Linked DNA regions of Homo sapiens: region 1 is linked to region 2. The links are chromatin loops, found by intact Hi-C in ENCODE. Cell type or tissue: GM12878. All regions are shown on one strand. Links, peaks and the distances in the headings refer to the core of each region. The heading gives the core; the rest is flanking DNA. Region 1 overlaps LINC01781 (long intergenic non-protein coding RNA 1781). Region 2 has its middle 150 kb from the start of LINC02792.

Region 1 (8,574 bases), core at 575-8,574, 1.2 Mb after region 2:
TTTTTCCTAGCCCTGTCTCTTAAAGCTTCCCACCCAGCGACTGTGTTTTCCTCTGCCTGTCTGTGTGTATACTGTGTGTAATGTCTGTCAAAATAGCTCTAATTAATTTGGCCTAAAGAAAGACAAACACTTGGATCTATTATTTTTTAAAGGGAAGTTAAAAGCTGTGGAAGCTTTCAGTTCATGTGACTTTAATCTTTAAGAAATAAAAACAGCCTTAAAGATTATTAGTAAAATGCAGGTCAGATACAAGGTTTGGTAAGTGTTTTGAGGGTGCAAACTGCTTTTGGGGTTTTGAGAACTATTTGATTTGCCAGCTTCACAACTGGTAGAGCCTGGGGCCATTTGGAACTAACCACACCCTTAATTAAGAAGGCAAACCTTGGCTGCACTTATCACACAACTAAAACAACTTACCAAGTTTTCCTTAAAGTTAAAAATTGCTAGGAGTTAACTGAAACTACTAGAAATAGATTTACTCGAAAGGTGTGTAAGAACAGTAAAGTGCGTTTTTTAGTAAAAGTTTGTAAGAAGGCATGGAAATGTAAACTTTTGTCTGGGGTTAAAGGATTGTTTTGAGTTAAATTAGGAAAAAGCTGAAAGTTCAAAGAAGCAGTGGAAGAATTGTGGAAATTCTTCTTGCAGAAGAGGTCATCTAGGTGAACATACTAACTAAATTCCAAAAGGAGTATTATATGGTTTTTCTGTAAATTGAACATTGAAATAAAAACATAACAAAGTTTCCTTAAGGTGCTAATCTGCTCATTCACAAAATTTGTAAAGGGTTATAAAAGCTTTTTGCTTCTTAAAAATTTCCAAGTCATCATTTTGGCAAAATAAATAACTTATGGTAATCCGGAATTCTATTTCATAATATCAAGTGTTTATGAAACGTATTTGACAGCCTTCCCCACATCAAACTTCAGTTTCAAAATTGTCTTCCCTGGCACCTGGCTTTTCAAATACTTCAGAGGGCCCCTGAAATGTCCAGAAAGGAGAGATAAACAGAATTATTTCACATATTTAGGTACATGGGATTGCCAACATGATGCTCAATCTTCTTTAGGTTATATCTTGGTGAATAATGCTAATATATGTTCCAAAATTTATGGGATTCCTCAAATTCTAATGTCTGAGTATGTGCTATCAATCATAATTAAGGTTGTTATGTTTAAGTTATTGTAAACCACAGAGATAACCAAACTTCTTTCTCAATTGTGTTTCTAACTGTAACTACCCTGGATATTTTGCTATTCACAGAAAATTGTTGTCTTATTTTAATGCTTTTCAAAAAAATGGTTTATAATAAGCTGTAGGACTGAAACAGGTGCTCTCAAATACAGGCTTCTGGTAACATTGGAGATTGTGATGTTAAAGGAAAATGTACAGGACTCATGAAGAGCCAAAATGTCCATGAATATCAAGCAAAACAAGAGTTAACCAATGGACTGAACTCAGAAAACTGAAGCAACCTTTTTAACCTTTGCCTGGAATATTGCTGATCCTTTTTTTTGTTTTTCAGACTCAAGGAAATTTAAACTATTTACTTAAACTATTTAAATTATTTATGGCCTTTAATAATTAAGTAAGGTTTATTCTTGGGATCAAAATTTGGAGCATGTTTGTTTTTCTCTACCTGGTTCCTCTAAAATTTGGAAACTGTCTGTGAGTATTCTTATGGCAATATAGTTGTTTGCATCAGTGCAAGAAGAATTCATTTTTCTTTTGCTACAAGACACAGTTGGAGAATCTGGTAATTTTACCAAGGCTTTGACTGGAAGGGTGTGCTTCCCTTTAAGGAGTCAATCTCTCCTTGCAAAGTCAATAAAAGCCCAGTGGGCAAACTGGCCTCATACCCTTGCCTACATGGTCTCTGTAGAGGGTTCCTGACCTGTATTCAGTTAAGAATGTCACTTTCTAACAGGTCTAGGACCTCCACGTTTATCTTGGGACCTTAAGAGGAGAGGATCACCCAACTCACAGGTGTTTGAGGATACTAACCCATGGCTGGGCTCAGCTTTAAAAGGTCTTATCTGAGACTCCTTGTGGAACAGAATTCCATCAAAGCCAATCCAAAAGGCCTATGTAGAAATAATTATTCTTGCTGCACTTAATGCAAATAATCAGGCCAAGTATAAAACGAAAGTCTATTTTGCAAACAACTCAGTCCTACAATGATTTATTTTTTAACAAACATGAGGACTGGAGAGTGAGAAATTATGTTCAAAATGTATATCTTTGTCATTAAATTCTAAACTCACTAGTTCTTTTTAAGTTTTCATCTACATTTTAGACTAATCCTGCTTGATTCTGTGAACCAACCGGCAATCCCTGGCTGTAGCTCAGAAAGAACAAAAGGGATGGGTAATGTAGAAATCCGGATAGATACTCTAGTTCTGAGCAATTATCCTGCAAATCCTGCCAAGTGATAGAATAAATAGGGAATAAATACAGTGCCCATCACCCGGAGGTTTCCTTTTTGGGAATGTAAAACCAAGGGAACTAACCAAAGCCAGGCACCATGCACCGAAATTCTAGCAAGCATAACTCTAGCTACCAGTTATCTGGATGGGTCACAAGACATTCTTTCCTCTTCCTTGTTGGAGGACTCAATTCCACAGTTTCACTTTAGCATTCAGCTTATAATGAGTCCATGTAAACCCTCAAGACACATATTTGTCCCAAACTCAATTCCATGCTTCAGGTCAAAGCCCTAGGGAGGAAAACTGGATCTGAGGGATCCAGAGGCAAATGACAACAGAGGTTAAAAGGCACAGCACAGGTGATGACAGAGGTTAAAAGGCACAGCACAGCACTGCCGATTAAGCCAACCCCAAGCCTCTTGTTTCATGGATAAAGACCACATTAATACTGATGGCATAAATGAGGTCTAGGGAACTCTAAGGCTACTGATAGTAGATGGGAAAGAGACATAGGTGAGAACAGATAATTCCTATTCTCTAGGCCCCCCTGCTTCATGGATGCAAGTCGCTTTGACACCTATGGCGACACCTACCAAGGTCGCCGGAACTGGGGGATGGAAGGACAGAAGAGGGAAAAAGGATGCTCTCTCTCCCACTCCCTTACACCTGGGTATCTGCTAGGAAGAGAAGGGAACCAGGGATGCCTGCTCCCCTCTTTCTCATCTTGAGTCTGTACCCCTTTTGAATGCATCCTCAACCCATTGAACTCCTTTGAAAAAATGCCTTCTTTTTATTCCTTTCTCCTCCTCTGTTCTCTCTTCACTAATAGGTAACTGACTCAGTACTATGGGACACTCCCCTCAGATACATCTTCCATACTGGAAAGAGTTAATTTCCCAAACCTTAAACTGGTTGGCTTAGGATAGGGTTCAGGGGAAAGGAACCCAGAAGCCTGACATGCCAGCAAAAAGGTAAAGTTTTGTTAACCAGTTGGGCTTTTGGCCTCCCTCTCCCAGTGCAAACTGGTAAAAGGCTTCAGAATTTTTGAGCTGTCCTTGCCCCTGCCCTTGTTTCATTTTGACACATGTTTCCTAATAACCCCCTCTCTGTTCTTACCCTCAAGTCATCAAACTCCAAACAGTCATGCAACGGGAGCCTCTGAGGATGGCCCCTTCTGCTGGGAACCCTTAGATCGGCCTCTGAAAGAGCTCTGACTGCTGTTTCCCCAAAACAACACCCCCTGGCAGCAGGAAGAAATTAATATTGGTCTTCGTCCTTATCCTCATGCTAACGGCAGTTAGATGTACTTCTTTAGAGGGGCGAATGAGACAGCCAGATGGGCGGGGGTCCCTGGAGAAACTCCGTCCAGCCTGCTCACTGAGGTGGAGCCTCAGGAAGATTCCACCTGTGCAGCAGGGAGGATCCTGGCCCCTCCTCTTCCTGTGTGGAACTTGGATTCAAGCTGAGGGTGGGAAGCACTCAAGCTTGATACTCTAGCCTTGCAGAGATTCCCTGCTTAGCCCTTTTTTTCTTTTTCACCCAAAAAAATCCTGCTTTACTCACGCTCTGCAACGTCTGTGAGCCTAAATTTTCGTGGCCGTGGGATGGACAGGAACCCTGCCTGCTTTAGCTGAACTAAGGAAAAGCCGTGCAACACATCCAGTAGGATCTACCTTCTATGAAGGTGAGGGTCTACTGAGGATGAGTTAAAAACTAATGTTGATTTTATAATTTTATGAGAGGTTATATTTGGTTTTCTTAACATGGTGAGTTTCATAAGTTTTGTCCTTTTTGGAGCATCCATTTTTTTATTATGTCTTTGTTCTCCAAAAGTAAAATTCAAAGAAATTTCTGAAATTTCCTCTGATAATGCTGTCATATTCCAAGAAACATTATGGCTGTTTTGTTTTTGTTTTGTTTTGTTTTTTGAAATGGAGTCTTGCTCTGTTGCCAGGCTGGAGTGCAGTGGTGGCATCTCGATTCACTGCAGCCTCTGTCTCCTGGGTTCAAGCTATTCTGCCTCAGCCTCCTGAGTGGCTGTGATTACAGGCGCCTGCCACCACGCCCAGCTAATTTTTGTATTTTTAGTAGAAATGGGGTTTCACCATGTTAATCAGGCTGATCTTGAACTCCTGACCTCGTGATCTGCTTGCCTTGGCCTCCCAAAGTGCTGGGATTACAGGCATGAGATTACGGCTGTTTTTTAAAATCAACTTGCACTCTGCTTACTAGCAGTTTGGTGGTCACTGTGAAAGTAAGTTTTTGCTTCATTTAAACATATATGATACACAGTAATTATCTTATTTGTTAAATCCCAAATAATTGTTCCCCAAATTTAGATATCTATTCAAATCCATCAGACAATAGTCTATCAACCAAAACTAAATGAAAGCAATTTGAATTTTTATTTTCTTCTCTCTTGAAAAAATTCAAATATGAGTTGATTACAAAATATTTTTAACTCCCGTCTTAAGACTCTATCTAAAAATCTCAAAAACTCTACTGTTTACTAAATCCACTTTACCTTTTGGTACTCCTGACCCATTTCTCTACTGTTTCTAGATCTATGTTTCCTAATTGTCCTTTTCAGTTGCAATTAATAGACTTTCATCTCTTCTGGTTTTTGTTCCCACACATTAACCTTGAACTTCATAATAATATTCAGGAGAAACAGGGCTTGACAAATCCTTCATAGAATAACGGTGGCAATAGCAGGGATTGGATTTGGAAGGTAAAGGAAATACCTACTACATGAGAAGATGCTGTGACCACCTGTACATTAATATCTAAGGATCTTACAATACATGATAACACTGTGTTTTCTTAATTATGTTAAACAAATCAGCAGTGGTGTATAAGCATTGAAAGACTGAAGATACAAAAAGTACTGAAAGACCTAATGGGAAATGACAGTAGAAGAAAAAAGTAAAGAAGAGGACATAAAAGGGAAACCAATAGTGAGGAAGTGAAACTGAAGAGATGCAGTTTAATGGGCGTAAAGTTTCAGTCATGCAAAATAAAAACAGTTCTAGAGATCTACAGTACAATATGATGCTTATAGTTGACAATACTCTATTATACACTTAAAAATTTGCTAAGAGGGTAGTTCTCATGCTGTGTGTTTTCTTAACCACAATAAAAAAAATCACTGTGGCATGAAAAGGGTTCAGGGGAATAAAGATTTGGATCAGCTATTTACACACCATTTCAAAACAATGGAAATAAAAACTTAAGCAAAAAGATGGAAATCACTAGTCAAAGAAGCTAAGTTAGTTCCTTTGGTGAAAGCTTGTTTGCCTGCAGCAAACAAGGAAATAAACCCTGGATATCAGTGAAAGCTAGATATTTTGTTTGGGGCAATGATGTTTAATGTATTAAGGGTGACTGATCAAAGAAACCAGTGTAAACGTCCACAGCCTGAGGTTTCCCAGAATTGTTCAGTGCCTATGGTATTCTCTCTGTTTAACAATGATTGTGCATGTGATACATTATGGCTTTTTTGTTGTTGTTGTTAAATCTCAACATAACTTTTTGGGAATAATACTTGATAAAATTCCGGGTATTCCAAGGAGTTCTAGTTTGAGTAATATTAGTTTCATAAAACTATCTAGGAGGATATATAAAAGGTGTCTCTATTATTATTCTATATATAGCATCATGATATCAGAGAATATCAGAGTTGAAAGTGACTCTGAAGGTAATTGAGGATAACCCCCTGTCTGATGCTTGAACAATCTCTACAATATCACAGACAAGGTTATGGAAACAAGTTTTTGCTATCAAGTAAGAAAGAAAACTTCATGTAAATACAAATTAAATTCTAATTTATATGTGGAATTTTCTCATAACCTGAATTATGTAAGTGCAAATTAGTTCTAATTGTTAAACAAGTAAACAAAAATAAGTAAAAGTGAATGTGAAGTCTCAACAAGAATTCATATCTGATGATATAATTACTCACAAAATGCAGCTACCATTTGGATGGAGAATATTAAAAATTCAACTAAAAATAATGTATTCTATCATATTTCAGTTTTCATTGATAATAATAAAATGTTTGATAAAAATTAAAATAGTAAGCTCATAAGTAATATAATTATTTGATATGCCAAAAATAGAGTCTCATAACGAAATAACAAGAGTGAGGGAGTACAAATGTTTCAGTGATGCTGATTAAAGTGTAACTGCTTTTCAGGGAGGAGGAAATGAAACCAGGATGTTTTGAAGAAACAATGTTGAGTTTTGCATAAATAAAGAAGTAGAATGAAATTGAAAATAATTGGGTATGTTTATTGCCGGAGAGTTTCTGCAATATGCTACTGCAGTCCATATGCTTATCAATTATGAGGATTTTTGGCTTTCGGCTCTGGAAAATATGAGAAATATGGGCAATTACTCTCTGAAGAAAGGTACTCTTTTATCATCCATATGTTATTAATGCCCAGCAAGGCAAGGCAACTTCTATTAAATGAGCAGCCAATAATGCTTTATTAACATATCTTTACTAAAGATCAATCTTTGGAAATATTGTCGCATATAGCATTAACCCACAACTGTATGCTTCATTTTATTTTTCACTTAAATAGAAATTATATTAAGCTTATTCATTACTATATGTTAATCAGTTTGCAAAGACATCTTCCTGCTTGTCCATAAGCAATAAGCAAAATTAATGATTTAATTTTTATTTTAAAATTCTTCATTGTTGACAACTACCATATGTTTTAAGCAAAGTCATTGGGGTGTGTGTGTGTGTGTGTGTGTGTGTGTGTGTGTGTGTGTGTATTTGAGAGGGATTGAGGAAAATAATGCAATTATTATATAAAGTGATAATGTATAGATTGAGGCATAAAGATTAAGTAGCTTAAGATAATGTATTCATTCTATATGTGCTTTTCTCTAATCATCGCTCTGTAGTTGTTCTACATGTAAGCACTTGAACTTGCAACAAAGTTGTGAAATAATAAATGTACTATTAGCAAAGAATAAACCTCATAGATATTTTTCAGAAACATTAATTAGGCCTAATAACATCGAGCAATAGTGATATTCTACTACTGTAGGATTTTTTTTGCCTCCCCTCTACTCCCGTTTTTTTGAAGACAAAGAAATTTCTTCAGTTTTTTAGAGTATGCTTTTGGCAGGAAAATTAAAGATATTTGTTTTGTTCCCAGGCCTGCCACCGGCATGCTGTGTGATGCTCTTATACTCTCTTTGCCTCAGTTTCTCCCATTACTGAAATAAAATTGTAATGGTTGCCACTTTAAAATCTCATAGGGTTGCTCTGAGAAATAATGAGAATAGCGTGGAGAAGTTTGACAGAATGAGGCAAGAATTCTTGAACATTAAAGAGAATTCAATATAGATGTTTTAATAAGAAAAATGTTTCTCTTAAGCAGTTGCATAGCAGCGTACTGTCTGATTTTATTAGCTATTTCTCACTAAAGCCTATTAGGGAAATTTGGTTATTCAGGCCATTTTAGAAAATAAAGGAAATTTAAATATTCATGGAAAAAGACTGTATATGACCCTTGAAAATAAAGCATTATGAACCAAATGGAAATTTTCAAATGGTTTAGGCTGTTACCTTTTTAATTCAAGCTTGCTTTATTATCAAACATTTTAGCAACTTGAAATTTTACTGTAATATCTAAAATTCTTCAGAGAAATTCCATGAAGCTCAGAAATTTCTCAGTATCATATGTAAATGTAAATGTAAAGAGCAAGAAATAATCAATTTATAACAAAGTATTTTTTGTCTCAAATTCTGAGTACCAAAGTTGGCTCTTGTTAATGGAATGTTTAGATAGAATGATTATAGGAATGAATATTGGAAATTCTTGTCCTGTTTTCTTCATTTTTTTTTTTCTATTTCTTCCCAGAACCATGAGTGAGTGATTGGGCATATATTCATTTCATGTCATATAGTGTAACAGAGAGTTTTTTTTTATTTTATTTTTCTGGAGAACTACTTAGTACATAGTAAACTATTCTCTCCCTAGACAAATATAAAACCTAGGTTACAGTAGAACCTTGAAAAGATGTCAACTGAAATAACATATATGTTTGTCTTGGATTTTTAAATTGAAAGAGAAATTGCTGCTTTACCAATCACATAATTTTGTTTTATGACTAAAGCTACTTTAAAAAC
Region 2 (8,636 bases), core at 137-8,136:
GACTGATATTTCTCAGGATTCTGGTACTGCAGCACAATCACAAAAGTACCTAACACATAGGAGGCAAATAATACATGAGAATTGTCTTTTTCAAGTATTACATTTAAATTTTGTAGCTTTATAATAATAATTGAATACTATTAATTTTAGAGGATCCTATAGCAACACATAAAAGGTCAAGATGAAGGGGCAAGGAAGAGATCAGCTCCTTGCTGCCCTCATCATTTTTTGAGTTGTCCCAAGTAGGAGTGTTGCTTCATAAAAGAAGCTCTGATATCAAACTATGGAACATTCCCCTGTATATGGAATACCTAAAAATCATTATTTCTTTTCGGGAGATAAAGGGCTCTAAGTTCAAATGGGCTATTGATTTTGTTTAAAGGAGGGAAAACAATCTGCTCCAGGGAAACCTTACTTGACCAATTCTATATATAAACTACCATTATAAATCTATTTTTAGTTGTATCATTCGAAACTGTACATCAAAAAAATTAGAAAAATTGGAATGAGAGAAAAAAAAGATTTGACAGGATGTACAGATGAGCAGCATATGCCTTTAGCACTAAGGCAAGTGTCCTTGCATATTCCAGCATAGTCTGCTCAGGTTAGTAGTCCAAGCATCATTGAAATACAGCCCTGACAGGTATTGCAAAGTCCTCATCACACTGAGCCAAGCAAGGACAGAGCTCAAAAAAAATTTTTTAGATAACCAATATGCAACTCCATTAAAATTGTATTTTATTTACCTAAACAAGATTTTCTGACACTTCTGAAAAACTAGAAGTGAAGCTCACGTTGACGAAAAGAAGAACTGAGAGTATGTGGCTGTTAGAAAATCTGTAGCAAGGTTATCAAAGTTCAAGGTATGCTCTTAGTACCTTAAATCTTACCAATGTGTCTAAGAGTAAGTTTTGCATGTGCAAAAATGCAAAGCTAAAAGTAGGTAATTACAATACCCCGTAAATATTAGGAAATTATATTTTCTGATATCATCATATGAATGAACACGAGATTGAATTTTGGAATCCCACAAAAGGAAATGCTGTAGCACTGCTCTTTAAAATTCTATAGGGCACACATGCACACAATTAGAAAGCAACTTATTTTTATTGACAACAATACATTATAAAAATTTATATGCACCAACTAGCAAAGCATATAGGGTGAATCTGTAATATAACTCTACAAATAAGAAATACATTTTAAATTATTAAAAACGACTAATAATCACTCTTCTTCTTCTGAGTTTCTCAATTAGCTTAAGCAACTGAAATAATTGTTCAAATTATGCATCCATGAAACTGCAAGAGCCCAAATAAAAAGCCATGGTTTTGCCCTGGGCTCAAGCTCTTTTGGAATGCTCTGCAAATACAATTTCCAGAGACTTACATACAACAAAATGGGAGAAAACTCTAACTCACTTATAATAAGGAAAAGTCAGGGTCAGTAGTATTCAAAAACTAAGAACATATTATTGTCTGGAATTAAGTTTTCACCTTTTATATATTTCCTTTTTAAAATTATTAAAAAAAAATTTTCGGGTGTTTTCTTGCCTTCATAATTCAGCTCAAATATCACTCTATGAAATTTCTCCCTAATCTCTGAGGCAGAAAAAGTCACAGACGTATCAGTTCTTATATGTCAGATTCTTTAACGTACTTACTTTGGTATATTTAACAACGTATCTTACTCACTACACCCTGAGCCCTCCAAAAGCAAGGGATATGCATTCTTCAGCTTTGTCCCTGTGTAGAGTACCCAAAGTAGTTCCTAGTGCAGAACAGATGCCAAAGAAATGATTGTTGAACAATTAGGTGTATAAATAAATGTGTAACCATAAAAGCATTTTAACTCAAAGAACCTTTACTATTTTAGCTACCAATAACTTAACTGTTTAAGTACATTAGATAATAAATCACGGCCAGGTGCGGTGGCTCACGCCTGTAATCCCAGCACTTTGGGAGGCTGAGACGGGAGGATCACGAGGTCAGGAGATGGAGACCATCCTGGCTAACACGGTGAAACCCCGTCTCTAATAAAAATACAAAAAATGAGCCGGGCGTGGTGGCAGGCACCTCCTCGGGAGACTGAGGTGGGAGAATGGCGTGAACCTAGGAGGTGGAGCTTGCAGTGAGCCGAGACCACACCACTGCACTCCAGCCTGGGTGACAGAGCGAGATTCCGTCTCGAAAAAATAAATAAATAAATAGATAGATAGATAGATAGATAGATAGATAGATAGATAGATAGATAATAAATCACAAAGGGGTGACTTTCATTTATATAAACTAGGGCGGAGAGAGATGAAGGTAAATACTTAAAAGTCACCTGGAAAACAAAGTCACTGCTATGTGCTTTTTGAGGTAAATCTAACTATAGGAAAATTATAACCTAACTGGAATATAAACTATCGACTTCATCCTTTGCTAGTTATGTGTGAATATTCTTAAACTGAAAACTTTTATTTATTTTGGACACCAATAAAACTGTATAATAGTAAAAAATAAAAATAACAGTCTCTCCAAAAGTGAAGACACACAGACACACACACACACACACACCGGCGCATGCACACAATGTTTGCCAAAGCAAAACAAAGCAATATAACTTTGTAATGAAGAGTTTAATAGTGAAGTCAGCATGAGCTTAAAGGATAGAATGTAATGAACAGTTGATAAAAGTTTGATAAAGATTCAAAGCTTATGTTGATTATGAGAATGAAGGCTTAGCATTTCCATTATTGAACATTTTTCTGCAGCTTTTTTCAGCAGATATTAAGCTTGTAAAGAGCAAAAGCTTTCAAGAATCAAGTCTTTAAGAGAAGCAATAATAGCATTTGGAAAATTTATTAAAATACAAAAGGATGAAAAGTCTTTAAAGAACTAATCTATGTGGCAATCTTGCATTCCTTTGTACAACTAAATTGAATCCAAAGTATTAAACTGAAACCGTGGAACTGTAATTACACAACTAACTAGCCACCTGCAGTTTAGATAGTGTCAAGTGAATTGGGTCAGGTTGGAATAAAGTCAAATACTTAAATGAGGAATAAAACACTTCCTTAGCCCTGTTATTGGGCTGTTAGTGTGACTATGAACTGACTGACACTTTGAATAGCAAAATCTTCAGGGTTTCACACATTTGCCCTTATGTTATCATTTAAAAGTATGTAAAAACATACAAGATGAAAGTGCTTAATTTGACCAGAAATACTCAGGGTATGAAGGTCAAACGGACAATTCCTTCTGCTTTTTTCTTGTATATGTAAAGTAAGAACTAAAAATCAAACTTTCCAAGTATTTTCCCATAAGATATAATAACAAATACGAACACTTGTATCATAACATAATTTCTAAAAGTCTTTCTCATATACTGTCTTATTTGCTCCACAGCTGCTGAGAAAGCTTAGGCTCTGAGAACCTGACTTTTTCAAGATTCTTTAGCTCACAAATGGTGGAATCAGGACATAAATTCAAATATTCTGATTTCAAATTCCAAAATTCCAAGGCTCTTAAAGAACGTTGCTACTAATTACGAGCCTATTATATTATAAGTATATAAGTTCCACCAAAATTCAGCAATATTTTCTAGAAATTAGAATTATGAACCATTGTATATTGTGTTAGAAGTGAGAAATAAGAAATAGCAAGAAATATGTTTTTATAGCAGGAGCCTAATAAGCATTTCAGGTGTCTCCTCCTTAGTAGATATAACAGAAACTTTATAATAGTAAAAGTATAGGTTGAAATAGTATAGGTTGAAGATAAATAATTGTTTAATATGGGAAACTCAAAGTAAAAAAATAAAGAGGGCATTAATAAATAACAACTTAGCACTCAATACTTCTGGAAATTCAGAAGTCACTGCCTGGAACTACCTATTTTGACCTATTGTCTTGAGTAGACATTACTTCCAGATACACAGACTTACACTGACAGCCATAGTAAAAATGTACAGTTTTGCTCATGCTTCTATATATGTAAATTGTACCTTTTCAATATGTGTCAGTTTCTGGGCAGACAAAATATAGTCCCCCGATCGAATCGAATAATGTAATTCAAATGTAGTTTTTTTTTTCTTTGCTGACAGCATGAGGCCCTGTAGCACAGTGGCTTGCAACAATAGCCGAACACAGAGATTACAAGACATCTCTTGGACTCAGCTGGACTTCCTAGTGTGTAATGCAAAAGACCAAGTAGAAGTTTATTTACAGTTTAACTCTGATATGAAAGAGAAGTTTCATTTGGTGTCAACTAGTGTGTATGATACTAGAAATGAGTTTATCACAAGTGGCTTGAGAAATTTCTGTATTCATGATTTGGGATTGTAGCTTACTACTCCTTGATATGTAAAGGATTTTTTTGGTCAATGAACAGAACTCACCCACACTTACAGAAGCTTTTTTATACTTTGTGGGAGTTCATGTTTTTAGAAAATATTCATCCAATCTTGCTGCTGCAGCTGAATTAGACTCTATCCTGGGAACAACAAACCTTAGTTTTGCTGTTGCTCTAGGTTTTTTTTTTTTTTTTTGACTTAAAAATGTATTTTTAATGTACTGCAACATATTTAAGATCTAGTACAATATGTATTTCAGACATATGAATGAATTTTACACACAATGAGATTAAATAGCTTTGAGATAATCTCAGTTAATGCATCCTAATAGAGGTAGAGCAAAAGGTCATTTGATTTCAATTGTGTAAATAGTTGAACATAAAGGAGAGAAGGATACACCAAGAACACGAGAGCCTACCAGAGACAACAGTTATGTTTCTTGGTTATAAATATTTTTAACTTGTTGAAAAACTAGTTTAACAAATAGGTACAATAGATATTGTCTCAGATTGTCCTAAAATCTGACAATTACTTTGAATAATAAGCAAATGCAAAACACTTTCACAGAAGACAATGCAAATGCATTTATCTGGAAAAGCACTTGATCTTCTCTAGGAGCTACCGGATTTATTACAGAGAATATTATACGATAGAACAAAAAACACTAGTGTGTGCTTTATTGGTGAACGGCTAGAGAGATGAACCTGACAAAGAGATCCACATAATGAAAGAAAGAGTGTAGAGAAAAAGTACAAAGAGGCAGGACCTGTGGGTAGGCAAGCATAAGAGGGAAAATTTGGCAAGGTGTGTAAAGCAGTTTTAGGATGTAAAAATTGATGAGTAAAGAAAGGGACGTCAAAGTTTTAATAGACATGTAATTTAAAATGGAGATAGGTTTGTTTATCTGTATCTATCAATCATCTACCTATATTTTATAGCTATTAGGCTCTTTTTCATTCACATGCCTTTTGGATCTTCCTGATATGTTAAGGTTAAATATATCTATAAAAAATTGGGGGCTTCCATATTTTGATGTCAAAGAGATCCGTAATTAACAAAGATAACGTAATGTATGACTCTCAATTTTCTCGTTTCTAATTTAATAATTATAACATTATCAGTAATGATAGTATCTGTATCTATCAATCTATATATCTATATTATTAAATCTATATCTAAATGTAAATCTAGACATGGGCATAGATATGTCATTTATTAAGAACAGTACTAGACAATTTACATTTTAACTTTGTAATAAAAACCCAACAAGGCAGGAAATACTACTATTTATTATTAAACAGATGAGGAAAAAGATTTCCAGTAGCTATCCCACTTAGTCTACATCGCAGAACAGATTCCCAGATCTTCACCAGTTGATTATGTTTTCTAAGAAAATCTTTTTTAAAAATAAAACTGAGAGGAATATTGTAAAGTTACATGAGGTAATAAATGAAGATTTTGTGAAAGAAGATCATTAAGTAAAATTGAGGGACAAATATATGTTGAGAGCACATATTTTATAGCCTAGGCTGCCTGCATGCTTACTCTACCAACTATATGACATAAGGAAAATCATTTAACCTCCCAATCTCTCAGCTACCTCATCTATAAAATAGCATATTGACAGAAGCTACCTCTTGGGCTTGTTTTGAGAAGTAAGTGAATTTAAAAATAAATTATAAAGCATATGGAATAGTGCCAAGCATAAAGTAAGCCTTATGTAATTATCTACTGTTATTTTAGATAGCCCATTGGTTGTTTTTATTTTTTATTTTACAGTCTGGTGCTAAAAGTTTTTAAAAAAGCAAATAAATGTTTGCTGTTCCTCAGTGAGCATAAATAAAATTTGAATATTGTTTGGGAGTCCGAGGTGGGCAGATCACCTGAGGTCAGGAGTTCGAGATCAACCTGGCCAACATGGTGAAACCCCGTCTCTACTAAAAATACAAAAATCAGCCAGGCATGGTGGCCCATGCCTGTATTCCTAGCTACTAGGGAGGCTGAGGCACAAGAATCGCCTGAACCCAGGAGGTGGAGGTTGCAGTGAGCCGAATCCCGCTACTGCACTCCAACCTGGGTGATAGAGCGAGACTTCATCTCAAATTAAAAAAAAAAAAAAAATTGAATATTGTCCCAGTTCTCTGGTTTCTATCTAATTGACCTTCGCAAGACTCACCAAGCGGGTGCCCCATTTACTGAGCCCGCAGCTCTCAACTCCTCGCAGAAGGGAGTGTGTGAACAAAGCGGAAACTGGAGTACAGGAGCGCTGAAGTCAGCTGGCCGCTCTGGTGCCTGCAGGAATGAACTCCATTCACTTGGACCGCTGTGTTCCACCCCTCACGGGAGGGGTGCACAGGTGAGCAAGTGCAGGAGCTGGGGCAAGCGCCCCGGCAGGAGCCAACTCCGTGCCAGCCCTGCAGCAGCATGTGGCGGAGGTGCCCGCGACCCCTGAAGCCCTAGAGCGAGTGTTCTTTTAGCTCTGCTGTCCGTGGACGGCTTAAGTGTTCAATAGCTCAGTGGACCCTTTGCCTTTTCGCATGAGATGGCTGCCTTCTGCCTGTGAGGGCAAAGAGTCAGTGTGACAGCCTTTTTCATCCGCACTCCTGGTACCTGAGCTCTTGTCCAGCTTTTGGGAGAAATGAAGTCACCCGAACGAATTGAAAGATGGTAAATGTGGTAGATTTTATTGCTGATGGAGGTGGCTCTCAGTGGGAAGGGGAACTGAAGAGGAGACGGGAGGGAAGGTAATTTTCCCTTGAAATCTGAACGTCTCTGGCCAAATTCTTCTCCTAAGTTACACTGTCCAGCTGTCCCTCTGAAGTCAAGCCGCTTCTCTCCAATGTCCAACTGTAGTCGCTGACGTCCAGATGCTTCTCCTCTCTCTGCCAGCTGAGTTTGGGTTTTTTTTAATTGGCACAGGATGGCTCCAGGCAGGGCCACAGGTGGTTTTGGAAAAGGCAACACTTGAGAACACAAAGTGAGTTCTCACTTTGGGCGGTGGTTTCAGGCTTCAGGGTGGAGTTTTGTCAGGAACCCACCCTTTTCTGCCTAGAATTTCTCTGTCTCCTGTCCCTATCAGAAGCAGTTATATCTCCGTGTGGTGAAGTTTATTTTAAAAAGAAAAACAAACTGATATCTTCTGGTTGCTATGTGACTAGTGTCTCCTTTGCTGCCACAGGTCTTGTCAAGGACAGGCCACATGAGGACATGCTCCAGTTCTATCTTAAAACACTTCTGCCTTCCCTGTTTGTGACCACCCTATACGAGATTGCTGTAAAACGGCTCTTGACCAGACTGACATCTTCCTGTATTTCATAAAAATTTCCAATCCTAGTCTTATGTTGTACATTTCATTGCTCTACTAATCTGGCTATGGATTCCTTTGAATACCTGGATGGCACAAGGAATCTGGTAATCTGGTTCTCCAGATGACAATGATGTTAAAATTACATTAAAATCAAATGTTAAGGCTGGTGCCATATTCATAACATCTATATGTTAGGTTTTCTACACGTGTGCTGGCTACATAGTAAAACTCAGTAGTAGTTTTCCCTTCTGTACTTCTGAAAAAGCCTTGGAGTATATTATGGTCTCTCTATTCTGGCCTAAACAGTAAATATTATTTATATTATTTTCAATATCTTTTAGCCACCTTCAATATGTTTTCAAGTTTGTAACTCAGCAAATGTTTTTTATATGCTTCTTGGGCAGGTACTTTCTCAGAACTTGAATGACTTACTCCTTGAAATTTCATTATGCACTTGGCCTGTTGTATTGGAATAGCCTTCCAGCTGGTCAGAAACACATTGGGATACCAATTTTATTTTTTGTTTTCTTCATATTGCTTTATGCTCTACTTCTCTAGCTGTTTCTAGTTCTTTTTGTTAGATCTTCATTGAGTCAGCAAAACTGTTTAGCAGTTACTATATGGTAGATAGTGTGGTAGGTACCAAAACTTAAAGTTAAAAAAATAATTTTTATATCCCTGCCATCAAAAAGTTTACAAGCCAGTGGGATGGGAGAAGGGATGAAATACAAAACAAAAAGCAATTAAAAAAAAATAACGTAATGCGTTTTTTTCAGACAATTTGGTGTTGTACATGTGTCAACATTTTATTACAATCTTGCTGCAGGGAAGAAGACTTGTAGCTAGTCACTCGAAAGATTAGATTTCCTTTTCTTTGAGACATACTATAAGAAAAGTGAATGGTTAGCTAATTATTGTACTTCATAAGAGAAAAAACAGCTAGTTAAGAATTATTAAACAATGCCTTCAAGACTGGTTCAAGATAGTTAGG

The links. Peaks named below come from ENCODE experiments on the same cell type or tissue, not always from the same donor. Only the 100,000 strongest peaks of a DNase experiment are listed, where the experiment ranks them.
Region 1: a loop joins it to region 2, with 3.0 times the contacts of the local background. A loop is called at or near these places in 1 of 110 quality-filtered maps.

Annotation. Positions count from the first base shown.
Region 1 is chr1:80,634,570-80,643,143 of GRCh38, forward strand. The region is part of intron 1 of LINC01781 (long intergenic non-protein coding RNA 1781); the gene reads left to right. Among named protein-coding and RNA genes, the nearest start is that of LINC01781, 100 kb to the left of the region's middle. In GM12878, for the core only: no CTCF peak of the experiment used is centred there; a DNase peak (open chromatin) is centred at 5,412; H3K4me3 peaks cover 601 bases; H3K27ac peaks cover 1,138 bases.
Region 2 is chr1:79,471,666-79,480,301 of GRCh38, forward strand. No RefSeq gene overlaps it. Among named protein-coding and RNA genes, the nearest start is that of LINC02792, 150 kb to the left of the region's middle. In GM12878, for the core only: no CTCF peak of the experiment used is centred there; no DNase peak of the experiment used is centred there; H3K27ac peaks cover 566 bases.